Linked DNA regions of Homo sapiens: region 1 is linked to region 2. The links are chromatin loops, found by intact Hi-C in ENCODE. Cell type or tissue: PC-9. All regions are shown on one strand. Each heading gives the region's core, and the rest is flanking DNA. Links, peaks and the distances in the headings are about the cores only. Region 1 overlaps SEMA5B (semaphorin 5B). Region 2 overlaps SLC49A4 (solute carrier family 49 member 4).

The links. A loop is a pair of places that touch in the nucleus more often than their neighbours do. Peaks named below come from ENCODE experiments on the same cell type or tissue, not always from the same donor. Only the 100,000 strongest peaks of a DNase experiment are listed, where the experiment ranks them.
Region 1: it touches region 2 in a loop (5-fold over the local background); 7 of 110 quality-filtered maps call a loop at or near these places.

Annotation. Positions count from the first base shown.
Region 1 is chr3:122,940,917-122,945,312 of GRCh38, forward strand. SEMA5B (semaphorin 5B) reads right to left here. Exons shown (of 23, transcript NM_001031702.4): 4 at 2,520-2,619. Among named protein-coding and RNA genes, the nearest start is that of LINC02035, 57 kb to the left of the region's middle. In PC-9, for the core only: CTCF peaks have their summits at 1,126, 2,103 (motif pointing right) and 2,305; a DNase peak (open chromatin) is centred at 2,155.
Region 2 is chr3:122,856,888-122,861,283 of GRCh38, forward strand. It overlaps SLC49A4 (solute carrier family 49 member 4), which reads left to right. Exons shown (of 9, transcript NM_032839.3): 7 at 3,188-3,315. Among named protein-coding and RNA genes, the nearest start is that of LINC02035, 27 kb to the right of the region's middle. In PC-9, for the core only: CTCF peaks have their summits at 1,707 (motif pointing right) and 1,907; a DNase peak (open chromatin) is centred at 374; H3K27ac peaks cover 1,309 bases.

The sequences.
Region 1 (4,396 bases), core at 262-4,261, 84 kb after region 2:
TGCTCACAGCTTTAACAAATTAGGGGAAACATTGCATCACTTTATTCATTTTTATCCCATCAAAAATCATTCATCACAACATCGCAGTCAACTCTCCTGGGAGCTGGAATATGAGAACAGAGAGAAATCTCTGTAGCCTGACCCACCCTAAATCCCTTTCGGAACAAGGGAGGGTTATAAATGAATAAAAAATTTCCCTAGCCTGAATTCCAGAGATCCAGGGGTCAAGAAGAAGGGAAGACAATGTCAGGCAGAAGAAAAGGAGGAAGGAAAATGAGCTGGAGACAGGAAAAGAAAGTGGCCAAAGACCCACTACATTGGCTCTAAGAAGCCTAAGGGACCAGGTCTAGAATTGAGTTTCCCTGTCCATCTGAGGGCATAGCCAGGCTCAAGGATGCAGGAAAAAGTGTCCCTCCATCTTTGTGTGGGAAGCCTCCAGACAGAAAACATAACCACCTTCTGGGGAAGCCGCAGAGCGGATGAGGAAGAACAGTGTGACCACAGTCACAGGGTAACATAACCTCTCTGAGCTTCAGTTTCCTGGTCCATAAAATGGGGGTACATAGAACCCACTTCCTGGGTTCACCCACTTGTGAAGATTCAATGATTTACTGCAGGCATGATTTACTACATGTATTAGATTAAATACATGTGTGATTTACTACCTTTACTACATGCAGTAACTGACTTACTACATATATGACATATAAAATAGTGCCTGGCACATGGCCGGTGCGGAATAAATGGCAGCTTTTGAAATGCTTTCACAAGGTTCAGAGTAGAGTCTTCGGATGCTACCATTTGGGTTTGTTGAAGTACACATGTAAAACTAGTGAAATCAGAATTAGGTTGAAGGATCACATCAAGGCCAGTTTCCTGATTTTAATGTTGTCCTACAGTTATGCAAGATGTTAGCCTTGGGGGAAACTGGGTGAAGGGTATATGGGATCTCTATTATTTCTTACAACTGTGTGTAAATCGACAGTCATCTCAAAATAGAGAGTAAAACAATTACTCTCTTTGCTGGGAAAATAAAGTCCATCCTCCTGTATAGTTGCATATGGACAGACTCCCTCTGGGGGCACAGTCAGGAACCTCACCACTAGGTGAACCTTCAGTCAGGGGTCCTGCTTGTTTGAGGGGGTGGCCCTGCTTTTCACCATATACTCCTTTGTACCTTTTGAATGTCCTACCATAAGACAAAATAGTTAATTTAAAAATTAAAAAATTAAAAGAAAAATGCTTTCAGGCCCAGCTTCACAGCAGCCCTGTGAGACTGGTGGCACAGAGACTGTAACCCAGACTTTACAGATGAGGAAACTGAGGCTCCAAGGTCAAGATCCCCCAGGACAGGAACCCAGCTCATCCACACCTAATCCAGAGCTGTGTTCTTGACTTGCCTCATTTTCATACAGCAAATGAAGGGGTGGAGACACTAAAGAAAGCTCCAGGGCAAGGATGGTCAGCTACAGCATGGCCCGGAAGTGCCCAACCCAGTGGCCATCCTCTCCCCAACCCCACACCCACTGAGTCAGAACCTCTGGGCTGCAGAGCTGAAAAGTAGTGCAGTCCCAGGCGATAACACAGACAGACCTGCAGAGAAACTCTAGGCCTGGGTTAAGGAGACCTGGCTGTAGTCCCCACACCCTGTTGTCATCATGCTATGTGATGCTGGGAAGGTCACCTTCCCCTCTCAGTGCCTCTGCTACCGCCTGTTTAAAATAAGGACGGTTGGATGACACCAGAGATTCTCAAACTTGAGTGTGGTCAGGCCACCTGGAAGGGTTGCTAAAACACAGGTTGCCTCTTCCCAGAGTTTCTGACTCAAGAGGTCTGAGAAGGACCCAAGAATCTGCATTTCCAACACATTCTCGGGTGCTGCTGGGCCAGAGACTGCACCATGAGAGCTACTGGGGTCGGCCCTCTCTAAGCCCCCTCCCTACCAGAGCCAATGTTCTGTGGTTTCATGAGGAATGAGCTCCTCCTAGTCCACCCAGAAAGTCTCCACAGGTTCCCCCAGAGAGTACTGTCTGTTGATATTGGATCTGAACAGTGGACTAAGAGGTCAGGCCAAAGGTAGGTGAGGTCCTTCGGGAAAGGTTCTACCCCTACCCAGCCGTCCCAGGTGCAGGCCGCCGGCTGGCCGGCAGGGGGCCCCTGGGCACCTTCTCTGCATGGAACTCCCGGGGAATTGGCCCAGAAAACCATTCTGACAGCCGGGCAGGGACCAGGCAGGGACCGGGCAGGAGGTGGCCAGCAGGCGTCCCTGCTCTCACTAACTGCCAACCACAGGGGCCTGCAGCTGGCTGAGATTGCGAGGTCAAGAGTCACCCCCACCCCCACCCAGCCGAAACACGCTTCCTCCTGTGGGGGGACAGACATCCACAAGGAGAGGGCCCAGCAGAGAGGATGGGGCCCAGCACGCGGGGCTGCCCAGGTGAGTTCATCCTGAATAATATTCCCTCTACCCAGCTCCAAGCCCCTGCACTTCCCACCCCGACCCTTCTGCCCCTTGTTACCTGGCTCCCACGATGAGCTGGTTCCCGGAGGGGTCCAAAGCCAGCTGGGAGAAATCCCGGGCTCCAGGGTAGGTGAAGTTAGAGACCCACGGCTGCAGGTCTGGTGGAGGGAGAGGCAACCCTGTGGTTACTGTTGGGCCAGAGGCTCCCAGCTGCATCGCAGCAGACCACAGAACAGAAGGGTGAAAGTCAGGGGGAAGTGGGGCGGTGGCACCCGGGAGACCTGGTGCCACCTGCCCACCTCTGTGTGCCCCTAGGGACTTGGGAGTGGGTGTTGTAGTCATTCTTCTGCCACACTCCTTAGCTCAGAGGAGGGCACTACCCTCCCCACAGAGGCATGAAGGGATACTTATACTCGCCCTTGACTTCCCCCAGACCTTCACTAGCCACATAAGTACACACTGGTAAATCCTGCCTGTTCTACCTCTACACTGCCTCTGAAATCCATCCACTTTTTTCCCACTGTATCCCACCTACATCCAAGCCACCACCAGCTCTTGTCTGGAGCAGTGCCAACAGCCTCCTAACCAGCCTGGCTTCCAGGCCTGCCCCTCGAGTCCTTTTCCCACAAAGCAACCTGAACGCTTGTTCTCAAATGCAAATGTGGTCATGTCACTCTCCAGCCCAGAACCCATCCATAGCTCCCAACTACCCCCAGGAAAAGTCCAACTCCTGCGAAGGCCCTTGGGTTCTGGTCCACTGTCCTCCCAAGTCCAGTGCCTGGCACAGTGATTATTTACTGATCCCCTGAAAGAATGATGCTTCACCTTTTACATTCCCTAAACTCTCCACCCCAGCCACACTAAAACACTTCACACTTCCCCAAATCCATCCCACAAGAGCCTGCAAACCTTTGTGCTTCTGTTCTCCCTTGATGGAACAATTCCTGTTCACCCCCATCCCTACCTCCTCCAAGAAGCCTTCTCTGACTGCTTCAAGCCAGGCTAAAGGGCTCCCATAGTCTTCTACTTTACTGCCACACTGTGTGTCTAGCCTGGTAGTTTGCCCTGGGGGCCAAGAAAGACTTTGCTTCCTAGATCTCCAGGCTCAGTCCAGCACCTAGCAGTGTTTGAACGAATATATGAATAATCCTCAATTCCTTCTTGTATGAGGGGAATTGGATTTTCAGACAAGATTCTGCAGAGGTGGGAGGTGCAGAGATTGGGCGGTCAGTGTCCACCCTGCCTCCAAGGAAGGTTGTTCCCAATCAAGGCCTTTCAAAGGGACTGGGTGGGCAGAGAGGAGACCTCACGGCCTCTGGGCGGATGGGGAGTGGTCTGGGAGGGCCTGCTTAGAAAGTGCCAGCTGACTCGCCCGGTTTCCCTCCTGCTGGAGACACACTTCTCCCTTCTTGATTCACAGCCTCCTGATAGCTCTCCCTCAGCCTATGCATGACCCATGGATGGGTGGGAATTGGCAGCAGTAAGGAGAGAGCCATGGAGCAGAGGAACTTTCATGCCGCTGTTGGTAAAGATTCAGGGTAATGGGAGGCACTGTGCTTTCTCCCCACAGTGCCTTAGCAACTGACTCACAGAAGGGCCAGGAGAGAGAGAGAGATAGAGAGAGAGGCAGAGAGAGAGAGAGAGTCTGTGTGTGTGTAATCCAAAGGAAATAAATCATTGCTCATTATCCCTCCACTACAGAGTAAAAGCAGCCCTTCATTTCTGCACGACAGGCAAACATTTAATCGCTCCCTGGAGAACTGGAGGTTTTGTGAGTTGGATGTTTTTCAGAAAACTGTGATAGGCATGATTAAAAAAAGAAGAAGAAAGAAATTCTGCAGCAAAATGAAGCAAACCCCTTGGGCCTGCCTTTGCCCCCAGCAGGTGATTATAGGTTGGTGACTATAGGTTGGCAAGAATTGTCATGTAGTCACG
Region 2 (4,396 bases), core at 180-4,179:
TCCCTTCCTCAAGTGTTTTTTTCTGGAGACTGGAAATGTATTTCCAGTGTAGTTAAGGTGCCTCTTTCCATATTATTGGAGAACAACATCTACAAATGGAGACCAAAAAAGGTAATATAATAATAAAGACAAATTAATAGCTGTGGAGACTAAAAGGGTTGAGAAGAAATCATTTGTAAAAGTGTCAATAGAACTTTCCATGAACAGGCAGTGTCCTGATTAGCAGACATTATTTATTTATGGTCTTTTTTGGCTGGTATTTTCCTATGGTTATCCCTTTTTGATGCAAAATGTCTGTGAAGACTTTCAGTTTCATCACACTCTCTTTGATCATAACCTATTACAACAACACATTGTTAGAATGAGTCAGAAGTAGGAAAAAGGTCCCATTCGTTCTAAAAAAAAAAAAAAAAAAAAAGGAAAAGAATTAAAATGTTACTCTCTTAGGCAACTGCCTATAAAACTATTCTTGGTATTTCCAAAGAGATAATATTCATTCACTTCCCAAATCATTTTACTCTGCTCAAAAACAAAATTAGGCAATCAACTTTACCATGAAGAGGAGAATCTAATTATATATTTGGGAAGATCAAATATAAGATCCACATATCACCTCAATATCTAAATACTTGAATATAATTGATACAGGATAATGTTATACCTAGACTTTATGGTTCACATAGTGTTTCAGGGATATTGAAAGAATAAATTGACACTGTAATTTCTAAATCACTTTATTTGAAGTGTTAGGAAAATATAAGAAAACTAAAAGCTAAAGAAGCAGAAGGGGAATATAGTATTTGTAGGAAATCACTGATACTAAAAATACATTGACCTGTCTTATTTTGACAAGAATCATACCTCATTTTTCTAGTTAAATCTCCAAGCCAATTATAGTGAGTCATTGATCACATCCTATTCTGAGCACCAAATTGGTCAAAGGGGGAACAATTATGTATCAAAAATGATGTCTCAAATGCTCCTTTGTCATTATTTTCCTTCTATACCCCTTAATTTTAACTAGATATAGATATAATTAAAGGGAAAATTTAGAATGAGGACTTTTCTGCTTTTAATTTGTTGAAATGGAAGTTCTAAAAAAATACTACCCTTACTCTGGGATCTGAAGTCAATTTCAGTTATCTCCTAGCCCTAAAATCAATTTTAAAATTACTTTCCTGACACCATTTTTTGGGATTCCCTAGGACAGTGCTACCTTGTAGACATACATGAGTGCTTTGGGTGATATTTTTGTAATTAAAGACCACTATTAAAGATACTTCTTCGTCCTAATAATACACTTCAATGGTATCAGCCTATTCGAAAGGACTGGATCTCCAAAAATAGCAGACTACAGTTGTCGGTTTATTCTTGTATGATCAGTTTCTGTGAAACTTTCTTGCAATTCAACTCTGATTTGTACTAAAAGCCTGTTTTATTCTCTTATACCTTGTCATCTCTGTATCTGACAAATAAGTTTATGCAGCATACCAAAATGTAAATCTGAAAACTGTTAGGTAAGCGTGGGATTAAAACAGTCTTTTGGATTTTCTTGAGGAATATTTTGTAAAGCTGTGGAAACTTTTTCAGCATACCTAAGAATTTTCTGCTTGAGGACAAATTTAAGTCACTGGGCAAAAGTGCATTCATTTTTCCCACCAAAAGATGGCATCAGCTCTCATAGGAAGTCATTTTATTCTAGAAAACACAAACATGATTAACCATATCATGTCAAATAAGTACAAAACAGAAGATAGTATTCAAAGTTTTAAGAAGGACAGTCACATAATTACAATAGAAATGTAAATCAACTTTAGAAAATTAAAAGTGAAGAGAATATAGTAAATGTTGTATTTGAGATGGGATCAGCTATTCTATAAGAGGAACAGTTCTGAAGGACAGAATAAATTGTGCAGCCAGAGGATTGTGCCCGTACAATCAACAGTTAATCCACAGGTGAGGAAAAGCAGCTGGCAAGTGGAAAATTTTTTTGGCATAGCTAATGATAAGCGTCTCTACCAGATGCCCTTTAGTTTCATGAAAACTCAAACATGAAAACTTAAAATGCTATAAAAGTCCCAAGTTTAGAAGAATAATATTCACTATTCCAGATGCCGTGTATGTTTTGTTCTCAAGAAGTTTACAATCTGGTAGGGAAGACAAAAATAAATGCAAAAACAAGAGTTTCCAATAGAGAAAGTGCTATGAAGAAATAAAATAGAAAGTGGAGGTGGGATGGGGAAAGACTTCTTCACTGAGCCCAGAGGGCCTTGTTGAACTGAGACCTGAATGACCTGAGGGGTAAACAGGAGTAAGACGTGAAGATCCGGGTGGTACCAGCATTCCAGGCAGACGGAACAAGTACGGAAGCTACATATTGCTGTGGTAAGCAACCATGGCATGTATGAGAAACAGAAACATGGCCATCCAACTGGAGAACAGTAGAAGAAGAGAGAGCAGGGCCAGGCAGCAGGTCACATAGGACCTCAGAGGCTCTGGTGTAGGCATCTGTGTTTGTTCTCTAAGTGAGTTTGAATTTTGAGAGAGATCTTTGCAAGTTCATGTCAACAAGTTAGCCTGATTTTCAAAACTAAGATAATACATGTTCATTATAGAATGTTTGGAAAGTATAGAAAAATATGAAGAAAATGACAGTGACACTTAAAAACTCAGAATCAACTGGGCATGGTGGCTCATGCCTGTAATACCAGCACTTGGAGAGGCTGAGGTGGGAGGATCCTTGAGCCCAGGAGTTCAAGACCAGTCTGGGCAACATAGAGAAACCCTGTACACACACAAAAAAATAATAATTAGCCCAGCTACTCAGCAGGTTGAGGTGGAAGGATTGCTTGAGCCTGGGAGGTGAGGCTGCAGTGAGCCGTGATCACATCACTACACTCCAGCCAGGCAATGGTGAGATCCTGTCTCTAAAAAAAAGTAAACACTCAGAATATATCCTATAAATTATAGATCCTGAACAAAGATGCCGTTTTTTGTGTTTTATAAGAGAAAAAAAATTATCACAAAGTAACATCATACAAGAAAATTTGTTTTAAAAAAACACTGAAAACTGTCTTTTAAAAGAATATATGGAAAATTCCTCAAGTAGTTGTTAGTGAAAGTGTGTCATTTGCTTAAATAGTATTTTTAAATCCCACTAGAATTAATAGAGCATTTTTGTTTTTAGGTTTGCAGATTTTATCAGGGGTATGCTGAAACTAATTCTTCTCCTCCTGTTTTCGGGAGCTACACTGTCATCCACGTGGTTCACCCTGACCTGTTTGAACAGCATCACACACCTACCTTTAACCACAGGTGAGCATAGGCTATTTTTGAACTTTTAATAAATATTTTCATTCACAGAAGTGTACATAACTCTGACAGTAGGACTTCTTCTTGCTTTCTGTAAGTAATTGTTAAATATACAAAAAAGTTTCTCTTGTCCAGTCATCAAACCATCATCTTATCTAAAGAGTCCAAAAAATAACTAAAAATATTTTAATTGGTATTTTTCACATGGAAAAGAAGTATAATCTTTAGCCTTAACACATAGAGCATGGAAATGCTTATATTTGTTTAAAATTTCTATCAGAGCATAATACAAAGATTTTTATCTTGGTTATAGTCATTATATCACTGTTAAATAATAATAATAATTAACAAGGCAAAAAACTATGGTATACTTCAGTAAAGTTATTTGAACCAGCCCCTATAGGTTTATTTTACATTTAGTGTTATTCCATCATTAATACAAAGCAAAACTTACTGGAAATACCTGTTGAAAGTATATTACAGCCAGCTTACTTAGCTTATCTAATGGACCTGAAACATTTTTAGTTGCTGTTGTTTTTCTTGTCATTATTAATATCATCAATTCAGAGTCTATTTTCTATTGCTGCTGTAAAAGTTATGCAAATTTAGCAACTTAAAACAACAGAAATTTATTATCTTACATTTCTGTAGAGTAGAAGTTCAATACAGGTCTCACTGGGCTAAAATCAAAATGTGAACAGACTCTAGGGAAGAATCTTTTTCCTTGCCTTTTCCAACTTCTAGAGGTCACCCACATTCCTTGTTTATGGCTCTGTCCTCTGCCTTCAGAGCCAGCAACCTTGGGTCAAGTCCTTTTCACGTTGCATTATCTGTGCCTTTCTTCCATCGTTACATCTGCTTCTGAACCCTTCCCTTCTGCCTTCTTCTTTCTTCCTCTTCCACTTTTAAGGATGCTTATGATTACATTGGACCCACCAAGATAATTTGGAAAAGTCTGTCAATTTTAAGGCCAGCTGATTAGCAACCTTAGTCCCATTTCAACCTTAATCCCCTTTGTCTTGTGAAATAACATATTCACAAATTCCAGAGATTGTCATGAATATCTTTAGGGGAGGGAGGGCAT